2 separate regions of the Homo sapiens genome follow, and region 2 is linked to region 1. The links are chromatin contacts, found by Hi-C or POLR2A ChIA-PET in ENCODE. All regions are on one chromosome and are shown on one strand. Each heading gives the region's core, a stretch centred on a gene start or an enhancer-like site at or near the end of the contact. The rest is flanking DNA. Distances are from core to core; before and after follow the strand shown.

What was found. A loop is a pair of places that touch in the nucleus more often than their neighbours do. ChIA-PET counts read pairs that join two places held with the same protein, here RNA polymerase II (POLR2A). Pooled maps may share reads with other maps.
Region 2: a loop to region 1 is called in a pooled map, with 3 times the contacts of the local background. The contact joins the promoter of AHSG here to the enhancer-like site in region 1. A Hi-C loop is called at or near these places in 2 of 50 pooled maps. POLR2A ChIA-PET finds 5 or more read pairs at or near these places in 2 of 52 experiments (SK-N-SH and activated T-cell).

Annotation. Positions count from the first base shown.
Region 1 is chr3:186,148,430-186,154,319 of GRCh38, reverse strand. DGKG (diacylglycerol kinase gamma) reads left to right here. Exons shown (of 25, transcript NM_001346.3): 25 at 4,132-5,890. The coding sequence ends at 4,230. Among named protein-coding and RNA genes, the nearest start is that of ETV5, 42 kb to the right of the region's middle. Within about 2 kb of position 1,864, at least 4 of the 41 ENCODE cell types and tissues checked have a DNase peak (open chromatin) inside an H3K27ac peak, as active enhancers do.
Region 2 is chr3:186,611,639-186,616,868 of GRCh38, reverse strand. AHSG (alpha 2-HS glycoprotein) reads right to left here and starts at 3,809. Exons shown (of 7, transcript NM_001622.4): 1 at 3,515-3,809; 2 at 1,074-1,184; 3 at 342-426. The coding sequence starts at 3,727.

The DNA.
Region 1 (5,890 bases), core at 615-3,114:
TGTCAGGAAGCAGCACATTCTAGGATCTTGGAGAGCCCGGAAACAACTAAGACCGGAAAGCCATGCAAACCTTCCTCCTCCCTTAGGCTCACCATATTTCTTTAACTTTTAAAATATCGCAGAGACTATTTGAGACCTTCCAGATTTGTGCCTTTCTATGCATCTCCAGTTCAAATTACAGCAGACCTCAGACACTTTTCTTTTTTGTTGTTTTGTTGTTGTTGAGACAAGGTCTCACTTTGTCACCCAGGCTGGAGTACAGTGGCGAGAACACGGCTCACTGCCGCCTCGACCTCCCAGGCTCAAGCGATCCTCTCACCTCAGCCTTCCAAGTAGCTAAGGGCGCGCCTCCACGTCTAGCTAATTTTTGTATTTTTTGTAGAGACGAAGTTTCACCATGTTCCCCAGGCTGGTCTTGAACTCCTGCGCTCATGCGATCTGCCCCTCTGGGCTTCTCAAAGTGCTGGGATTACAGGCGTGAGCCACCGCGCCTGGCCCCTCAGACACCTTTCAAATGGTTTGGGAAGGGTTCACACTTCAGGTTATTGGCCATTTTACTAGGCATTATCTGAATTACACACCCTGAGAAGGCAACATTCAGGAAGAAGTCCCTCAATCTCTTGCTTCTCTTGAAGTAATAAGAATGTGTTGGTTTGCAGAAAACAGCCCCCAACAAAGTCAATCCCCAGCACTAGTGAAGTTCACATTTTTATTCTATTTTAAAGGGGAAATTACATGCTGTAATAGTTTTGTGAACTTCGAACTATCATGCAAGAGTCTAGTGTATCAATTCTCTCTGTGATCAAACAGAAAACTATGCACTAAGCTGCTGATCTTAGCACTTGGCCAGGTGCTGTCAGTGATGTGAATAGTTTTTAAGAAAATCATGGAGACTTTAGTTAATGGCCTGACTCGCCCAATTACCAAAGAAGCTTGGGTGCTAACTACAGAAACGTGGGATGACCTCTTTCTATCAGGGTTTGAAAAGGCAGGCTTAGCCACATCCAACTACCTCCTAAAATAGGATCATAACTATTTTACCTGCTAGCCCCTAATTTGAGGGTAAGGGACTGATATCTCTTTGACTGGAAATGAGGATATGATTTCATACTTCTTTCGGTTCTATAGTAATAGAATCCACAAAGCTGACCAAAATATTATGTTACCCAGGAGCCCCAGACTCCTACCCTGTCAAGACCTTTGTCAGAACCGCTGAAAAACAAGCAGGAGAGATTTGAGTTTTACTTCCTCTTCCGTGCCCTGGAGGTACTAACTAGCAAATAAATAGCTCAGCTAAAGGGATAAAAAAGAGAAGCAAGGGTCTTGTGTCATCTAAATAAAAAAAAAAAAAAAAAAAAGGCCGGGCGCGGCAGCTGGTGCCTGTAATCCCAGCACTTTGGGAGGCCGACACGGGCGGATCATGAGGTCAGGAGATCGAGACCATCCTGGCCAACATGGTGAAACCCCGTCTCTACTAAAAATAAAAAAATTAGCCAGGCATGGTGATAAGCACCTGTAGTCCCAGCTACTCAGGAGGCTGAGGCAGAAGAATCGCTTGAACCTGGGAGGTGGAGGTTGCAGTGAGCCGAGATTGCATCACTGCACTCCAGCCTGGGTGATAGAGCGAGACTCTGTCTCAAAAATAAAAAAATGTGGGGGAGGGGCTCTACCAGCGGGAAATGTAGGCACCAGCTACCATCCTCTGCTTCCAACAGAGCCATCTCCACTGCCAGCACGTAGGGCTTATCAGTCAGTACTTCCACAGTGTGTTGTACCCTGAACAGGCACTGCACTGGCTCAGAGAGTGCCGTGGTGAATAAGCTGAAGTCCTTCCCCTCATGGGCATGGGAGATCAGGAGTGAGAGAAGGCTGACCACAGGGGAACATGCCACAAACGTGTTCCACAGGGGAACAAAGAATGCTACATTGCATGCCACAGATAAGTGCTGTCCGAGTCTCCAGTCTCCAGCCTATGCCTCGCTTCCGTGCGTCCTGGGATAAACATAATGCCCACAATAAGACACACAGCACAAAATGATGTTGATGCATTCTCGGTTTTCTCCTCTGGTGACTATCAAAAAACAGAGACTCTCTCCCCTTTTAGGTCTCTGGGCTGGTGGAAGCCAACATAAGGATCATTTTCAGCTTTTAGCACCAGGTTATGCTAATTGTCCACAGTGTCTTCTGGTTCTATCCTTCCCTTCCATTTCCTGGAGCCCTTTATTTTTATTTTATTTTTTTGAGATGGAGTCTCTCTCTGTCGCACAGGCTGGAGTGCAGTGGTGCAATCTTGGCTCACCACAACCTCCGCCTCCCGGGTTCAAGTGATTCTCCTACCTCAGCCTCCCACGTAGCTGGGATTACAGGTGCCTGCCACCACCTCCAACTAATTTCTGTATTTTTAGTACAAACGGGGTTTCACCATGTTGGCCAGGCTGGTCTCAAACTCCTGGGCTCAAGTGATCCGCCCATCTCAGCCTCCCGAAGTGCTGGGATTACAGTTCCTGGAGCCCTTTCAATGTAAACCTGGCTTACAGTAGTGCCCTCTTAGCCAGGCACTCACTACCCCAGCTCACCTTGACAACAGCTGTTAAATAATTTCCCTCAAACTCTTTTCTTTTGTGTCATGTTATTCTCCAGCACAGAATGCCATCTCTCATGCTTCCTCATTTCTTCATGTGAACCCAGTCTTTCTGCCTCCCTTTAAAACCCCACACCAGCTGCCCCACCTGTGTCCATGACCACATTTCTCATAGTTTGCCCTGAACTCAACCTGCTCATCTGTGACTTCTCTACCCACTCCCTTTTCATCAACACATTTCCTTTCCTTCCTTCAGATTTTAAAATTCTTTCCTCCTTGTTCCCATCAGACTTTTCTCATTCCATGCCCACCTTGTTTTGGACACCACTTGGTTTAGCCGACATTGATTTAAACTCGTTGATGGTTCTGTGTTCAAGAGTTCTGTTGTTCCCTGCGGTCACACTGTCATTTCCTATAATGTGGTAAAAACCACAAGAATGAGTTCATAGGTTCTGTTTCTTTTGACATCCATCTTTCTCCTTCTCTTTCTCCATAAGACAAGGATTTTACTAACTGTTACTTTCCATTTTACAGTTTACAGTGGGCTTTCATTGACAATCTATTCTTTGATCTTTGTGAGGAAAATAAGACAAATGTTATCCTCCTCATTTACAGTTCAGTAAGCACTGGCTCTGAAGAGTCAATGATTCATCTAAATGTTCACAGCAAAGAAGTGGAAGTGTCTGGACTCAAACCCAGGTCTTTGAATTCTAATTGCTTCCTGTTCCCACTTCATCGTCCTACTCTGAGCATTATCATACTTAATAAATATTGTGGATGGATAATGTAGATTATTAAGGTGGCAAGGCCACACTCAGGTAGGAATTAACTATTTCAAAGCCATGACCTGAGGATAAGGTTGGGAATAAAGGCAAAAATGAGAATACATCAGTGTCTTTCACTTCTGATTGACTTAAAGTTTACAGGAGGAAACACTTATAAACCCTAAAATTTAAAGAAAAAAAAGTTTTAAAAAGAATTTGGGGTCTTCCCTCGAAGGCCAAGAAAAGAGGAAATACATAAGGCACTCAATTGGGAACTCTCCACATAATGGTGCTTGGTCAGAGGTCAGACCAAAGCCTCGGTCACTTGATTGACATCTCAGCACTGCCTTGGCAGGAATGACCAGGAGCAATGGAGGCTGGGAATCTGAAGAACTGGGCTCTAATTGTGCTGCTGCTCTGTTTGTGAACTTAGGCTACTCTAATGGGCTCCTGCAGAGGGGTCGATTGAGTCCCTGAGGTCTCCTCTGGCTGTGACATTCTGAGAGTCTGTGAATACCAAGAACACAAGACAGGTGTGAGCTGATCACCACGTGGGAAGCTCACACCTGTCTCTCCCCAGTGCTTCCGCCCCTCACTTCCAGCCGTGCCAAACTCCAGGCCCAGTCAGGGTCAAGTTGCCAATTTTGAAGCCGTTCAAGGACAGTTGTCCTTCTGCATGGGGCTCCTTCCATCCTGAAGCTGGCCTTTCCTTTCTCTGCGACTCACTCTCCCTTAGGCTACTGAGATTTGCATGCCACTAATTCATTTCTGCCTCTTTGCTTTTAGATTAAAATTACTCACAAGAACCAAGCGCCCATGATGATGGGGCCTCCCCAGAAGAGCAGCTTCTTCTCGTTGAGAAGGAAGAGCCGTTCAAAAGACTAAACAGTGTGCCAAACACCAGCTAAACCAAGAGAGAAAGCAAGAAACTATAATGCACACTCACACACAATTTATGTGCACACTCACACATGCACACACACACACACATACACACTCTTCTCTAACCAGTGGAAGCAAAGCCACCCTTCGGGAAGAAAACGTCACCTTGCCATACATTCTGTTTCAACAGTGGGTACACCCCTAACAGAGCCAGTGCCAACAAAACATTTTGAATGGACTTAGGGCCCATGAGGTTGTGGCTGGCTTAGGCAGCAACCTCCACATTCCCACAGGCCTTGAGCAGAATTTTCTGAGACTGAAGGGAAATCCCCCTTTCTTTCTACCAGCCCTGCAAGTTTCCTCATGGACGCTCGCGAGGAGCAGGCTGCAGGTTTCCTGCCTATGGTGAGATCAGATGTGGCCAAGGGAAGGAGCTCTGGTTCCAGAGAATTTGCACAAAGTTCCCTCTGTACAGAGACAAAACGGCCTCCGGCTCTCAGAGCATAATCCTTGGCAGGGCTCAGCAGGCGCACGTTGGTTTCTTGGTCGTCCTTTGAGTGACAACTTCTCCGTGAACCTGCTGAAGAGGCAGAAAGGCTGTGGAAAGCTGTATTTCCATTCTTGGGTTTCTGCGCCGTCGGTGGGCACTTGTTATTTTCCAGGAACCTTCTCCTGGTGTCTACATGTTTGCTTAGAGGCGGCTCCAAGAGCCCCCAGAGCTGCCTGCATAGCACACCTTAGATGTGGTATTTATTTTCTTAGTTCTGTGAACACCTGGGAGGGAGAGCGGAGAAACTGGGATTTATTTTTCAAATTGGTGTCATAATATTGTGTAAAAAGGGAAGGAAAAAAAAAACCACCCCCAGCTTCTTTCTTTTTCAAGCCAAAGCGTGTTTCCTGTTTGAGTTCCAAGCCCTGGTGGCAGACTATTCCTGAAGGCAGAAAAGATGGGAAGGAAGGAACTTTGCTGGGGAAACCAGGAGACGGTTCCCTCCTGCTTCTTTGCACTCACCACTCCCAGAGTATGACCTGAAGGACCTTCTGATGGTCTTAACGTGTGTGCGCGCGTGTGTGTGTGTGTGTGCGTGTATATATATATATTTAGCCTATATATTTATATATATATATATATAAATATTTATTTACTGATGGACTTTTCCTCATTGGAAAAAAAAAACATAGGTAGTATGAGACAGAAAGTGGTAAGGAAAAAGAAGGTTCTCACTCCCCCACTCCACCGTTTCATTGTCAGGACGCATCTCCCTGTGGTGATCACAAGGGTTAAGGGGAATGAAAGTAGCTCCCTATTATGAACGAAGAGACCGAGAACTCCTATTCTGGATCCTCAAAACAAGCATGAAAGACCTGCTGGGCTGGATTTACTCTCCCATTTGTCAGATAAGAAAATTGAGTCTCAGAAAAGTTCAGAGACTTTTCCATGGTGTCTTGGCTAATGCAGCTTGAGAGTAGGTGCCGTTACAAAGATATTTAATGGAGAAAAGAACCCACACATCTCAGAGTAGGGTCATTTCTGGTCACTGAAAAGTGAGTCCACTTGGATCCAGGTTGCCAGGGAGGAACAAACGTACAGCACATGCGTGGATGGGATATCCCCACACAAGAAAACGAGCGCCTCATGCTGCTTCCCAGAGGTTCTCTCTGA
Region 2 (5,230 bases), core at 2,560-5,059, 460 kb before region 1:
TGCCTCAGCCTCCCTAGTAGCTGGGATTACAGGCGAGCACCACCACATTTTTGTATTTTTAGTAGAGATGGGGGTTTCACTATGTTGGCCAGGCTGGTCTCGAACTTCTGACTTCAGGTGATCCACCTGCCTCGGGTGGGTGGATTACAGGCGTGAGCCACCGCACCAGGCCAAGAGTAGCTTCTTAAAACACAATTTTAAAAATCCCAGAACCCAGGAAATTTGGCTTCTCCTTTTCCTCACCGACAAAGCTGCTAGAACTACTTAAGTTGAAAATTATTCAGATCCCTTCCCCACTTTCTCTACAAGGAAAAAATGAGAATAAGAATAGTCATCTGTACCTGGACTGGAATCACATTTTGCGTATACCACGGAAAACTTGCCATCTAGTTTCAACAGCTGGAAATCACAGTCTCCTTCGACAGCCTGGAGAAAGAAACCCACGTGAGGATGGCTGCCCTTCCCCTTCGCACCCCGGGCAGGCTCCCTCCAGGCACGGCTGTCAAAGGTGACCCTTGCAAAATCGCCTTTGCTGGGTAATACTGAAACATGGCACTCTCTGCTTTCAGGGATACAACGATATAGTTAAACGCTTGTAAAAATCAGCCCCAGGGCAAGTGGCATCAAATGGCAATTTTATTTATGATGATGATTATTATTATTATTATTTCGAGATAGAGATTCACTGTTGTTGCCCAGGCTGGAGTGCAATGGCAGGATCTTGGCTCACTGCAACCTCCACCTCCCGGGTTCAAGCGATTCTCCTGCCTCAGCCTCCCGAGGAGCTGGGATTTACAGGTGCCCGTCACCACGTCCAGCTAATTTTTGTATTTTTAGTAGAGATGGGGTTTCACCATACTGGCCAGGCTGGTCTTGAACTCCTGACCTCAGGCGATCCACTTGCCTCAGCCTCCCAAAGTGCTGAGATTATAGGCATGAGCCACTGCGCTCGGCCACAAATGGCAATTTTAGAAACTGCACCCTGGCTAGCCAAGAAGGCAGGCTGAGACGCTGGGTGAATCGGTGGAGCTGGCCGAAGGGCCACCTACAGTCATCCTAAGAAGGGTACTCACATGCTCCTTCAGCTGCCTCACGCTGCATCTTGCCACAGGGGTGGGGTCCAGCACATGGCAGGTGGTTTCCAGGGTGTCTATTTCAATCTCAAACAGCTCTCCGGAGGGCTGCTGTGGAGACAAAGAGTGAAGCCGTGAGCAACCTATTCCCCTGATCCTGTGGTGCGGTCCACGGTATGCGCCCTCATTGGGCTTGAGAGCACCCCGCTTTTGGAGAGGTGAGGGAAATGTCATTCTTACTGTCAGTCTGCAACTCCGTCTAGCTCTGAACTGGCCTGTGGGCAGGACAATGACCAGGGCTTGTCTGGTCTTCGTCTGTTGATTAAGGAAGCACCAGATGATGCTCGCAAAGCAGACGGGGTCCTGGGCTTGAACAAGTCGATGGAGCCACAGCCCTCACTCTGAGCTCTATTTGAAAACTACAAATGGGTGTTAACACTTATTTGTATTTATTATTTATTTAATTTTTTAAGATTTCACTCTTCAAGCAGTGCTTTGGAAAATGCAAGTTTGGATTTTTCTCAGACAAGCTGCAAAATAAGGTGGTGTAGGGTAATATCTTACTGTCTTTTTTTAATCTCCTCTATCCCTCCCTCTCCTTCTTTCTTTCTTCCTTTTCATTATTTGCTTTCCTTCCTTCCTCCGTTTTCTTTTCCCTCCTAGAGGTTTTTGCTGCTGTTGTCCTTGGTTTTTCCTTTGTCTTGGCTTGTGCAGCAGGTGCCGGCATGCAACGATGCTGCTCTCTACTTCCCCCTGCTGGCGATAATGGGGAAGGGCATGTCTCCCTCTGACAGGAAACTGGATGTCACTAGTGTAGACACGAGGGAGCTTGCAACAATCCTTGGAGATATTCTTGTGAGTTCACCTGTTTCTGTATCTTGTCTTCGAAGCCTGAAAAATCCAGAAGGTACAAGTATGCCTTTTCTCCTCTCAGCCCAGCTCTGTTTGCCTCTCATTGGTTCTGCCTGATTCACTAGTACCTGAAGCCTCAGCATCCCCTCCCCTGGGAGAAGCTCCGCATTTTATGATGTCCAGGTGTGCCCAGAGTGACTGCCTGAAAGCGTTCACAGCTCTGGCGAACAGGAACCGGGTACACCTGGGTTTCTCAAGGGAACCAACTCTGAAGCTCTGCCTTTAGTAAAAGTCACAATGCCCATTCATGATTACCTTTTCCCTCAGATGTGCGTGTTGCGTGTTCATTTCCCCTGACTTGATCAGCGTTTCCTCCTAACCACCACTGTGCTTTAATATGGCTGCAGCACTCTTAAAATCCATCCGGAGCAATCCTGATTTCAAATATTTTGTCTCTTTGTGAGACGGATGGCAGTCGTCAGTCGGTCCAGGCTTCCTGTTGTTGACCTTATTTTCCAACCTAGATTGTAAGCTCTTGTGGGCACATATTGTGCCTTTTTCACCACTGTATTAGGTTGAACCATTAAAACGGCCAATATTTGGTTGCTTTTGATATAGAAAAATGGCAGTTTTATATGGTTCAACCTAATATCTCTGGTTCTTGTCCAAGGAAGGCTTGTAATACATATTTGCTGAAAGAATTGTCCTTAATCAGAAATAAATCTAATTTCAAAACAGGCAGTAGGCAGACAGCTTCTTTCCACCTCTCCAAATCTCTTGACTGATCCCCGAGGCATATTTCCAGCTTGATTTTTCTTGTCACTGGCTTCAAGCTGCGTTGGTTTCCTGTCTAGTGTGTGAGGAGGTGAATTGTGTTTATGCCAAGACTTCTCTCTGGGATGTGGGTAACTCTCTTTGGGAGGCAGTTTGTGTAGAAGAAGGAACACAGATATGGAATCAAATCCCAGCCTGAAGACTTAGTAATTATATGATTTTGGACCAAAAAAAAAAAGACAAAAACAAAAAACAAAAAAACTGCACACACACACACAACAGAGCCTTGGTCTCCTCTTGGGTAAGACAAGAACAATATATGTACCACACAGCACCAGGAGGCAGGACCGGGAAAGAGTAAATGAGATAATCTATGTGAATGGGCCTGGCATATAGTAGGCATCTGCCAGATGCTAGTTTTATTCATTCTCAGTCTTTGTTAGAGAGAAACCAAACCAAAGACAGATACGTGATTTTCAGCCAGTGGTAACTTGGCAACTAGGAGCTGGTCTCTTGGGTCCTAGTTTTTCCAGCAAGTTACACTTTCTGTCTGTGATCTGCACACTACCATTTGAAGCACTTTTTCTCCTGCACACCACCTCACACCCCACCCAGCTCCCTCCTGACACCCATGACTGCCATACAGAATGTCTCCTCTCCTGCCCTCTGCCTGCCCCTTCCCTCACTCCTGGGAAGAAATCAGAGAATTTACTCCTCTGTGGTTTCATTTGCACTGGGTGATGGTGATTTTTTGAGGCACCTGATTGAGCTCCATGTACACATTATTTCAGCTCATAGACAGCAGGTCCACTTACCTGAGGCCACACCTTTACTTCATCAATCTGGTTCAAGGTGTGTTTGTATCCCCAAGGAAGGTTTTGATTGATGTAGTCTATAGCCACCAGAGCTGCTTCCTCAGTTTCTGGATCATCGCAGTTCGGTTGTCTATAAATCAGCCCTGGGCCATGTGGGGCTGAGTGGCAGCCCCAGAGCTGAGCAAGACAAAGGAGCAGGACGAGGGACTTCATGGCTGCCCCAGAGAGGCCCTGGCAGGCGTGCAGGTGGTTGGAGGCTTCGGGACCAACCCAGGTGCTCTGCTGGGAAAGGTAGACCCATGGAGGGTGGTGGGCTTTATTTATCTGTTGGAGCCTGCCGGAAGAATTGCATAAGGATACAGGATGATTTCTGCTTTGGTTCAAAAGAAAAAAAAAAACACCCTGCAAACATCAGCCCTGGAAAAGCAAACAGGTTAGGACATCGCTGGTCCCCAAGAAATCTGCCAAAGTCCATGCTGCTGTGGGGGAGATGCTCCAAAGTCTGCTTGGAACATGGTAATAGCAGCAAAGAGAAGACAGCTGAGGGAATGAGGTGGACACAGTCAGCCTCAGAGTGCCATGGGTTTGGCAGCAGAGGAAATGTCTTCTACTGTGATCTGAGCATGCCATGGGGTCTGTGAGAGGGAAGGGAGGATACTCAGCAATTTGATAAAATTCTCCAATGTCAGGGGGAGTTAGCTTTCCAAGAGGAGTCCTACAGGGAGAACAAGGCCCACAGATATAGCAAAGGTACAGATGTGTATAGGAGATGCCAAGATTTTGGGGGAAGATTCTTGGAGAAAAGAAAAAGGATGAGAGATGTTTCTGCCTAAAGTGGGGAATGGAGGTGGAAGAAGGGGGTTCCCGTGGCAGGACCACGGTGGGAAATGACCAGCAAAACGTGTGGGGTTCCCTGCCCCTTCTCTTCCTTCTCCAGACCTCACTGCCAGGGCCCTGCATGTGACAGCACAGATGGGCACTGACCAGAGTCTCCTAGCACTAGTAACCTAGTGCCCCTGCCAGTGCACAAGGGCAGCAGAGGGGAGTCCTGACTCATTTGACACAGCTCTGGGTTCGAGTCTGACACCGCAGGCTGAGATGCTGCACGAGCAGCTACGGACACAAATACCCCTTGAACATTCTTTGCAGACTCAGCAGAATTACAGTGTGTCTTTCTGGCCAGAACAGAGGGCCAGTGTTGACTCCAGGCACTGCCTATTAAGTGACCCTTGACAATTCCAAGTGTGACATCCAAGGAGGGTTGGCAGGATAAAGAGAGGCTTGGGAAATATCACACAAGGACCTGGTTTGGTTTAGTCTGAAGCAAAGAAGCCCTCTCATGGAGACCAACATGGTCTTCAAATATTTAGAGGCCATCATTGTGTGTGGGTGAATTTGTTCTAATGTTTGATATTGCTTCAGAGAAAAAAAAACTGGTTAAAAAAAAAAGAAAGAAGAGGGGCCCCTCCAAAGGGAAGCTTAATATTGATTTTCTGGGGTGAGAATCGGGGTGAGGGAGGTGAAGTGAGTGGTGATGGGGCAGAGAAGGTAGTTGGCAGGACTGTTCTCACATTTACTCCCAGCTGCTCACACACCACACCGAATCTTAATGTCAGAAGCTCAGAAGGTGTGGCCAGGACTCCAGGTTCTCTCCAAGAGGGGGACCATGATTCTTCCAGATGAAAAACAAACTCTGGTCATCCAGCAAGATGATCC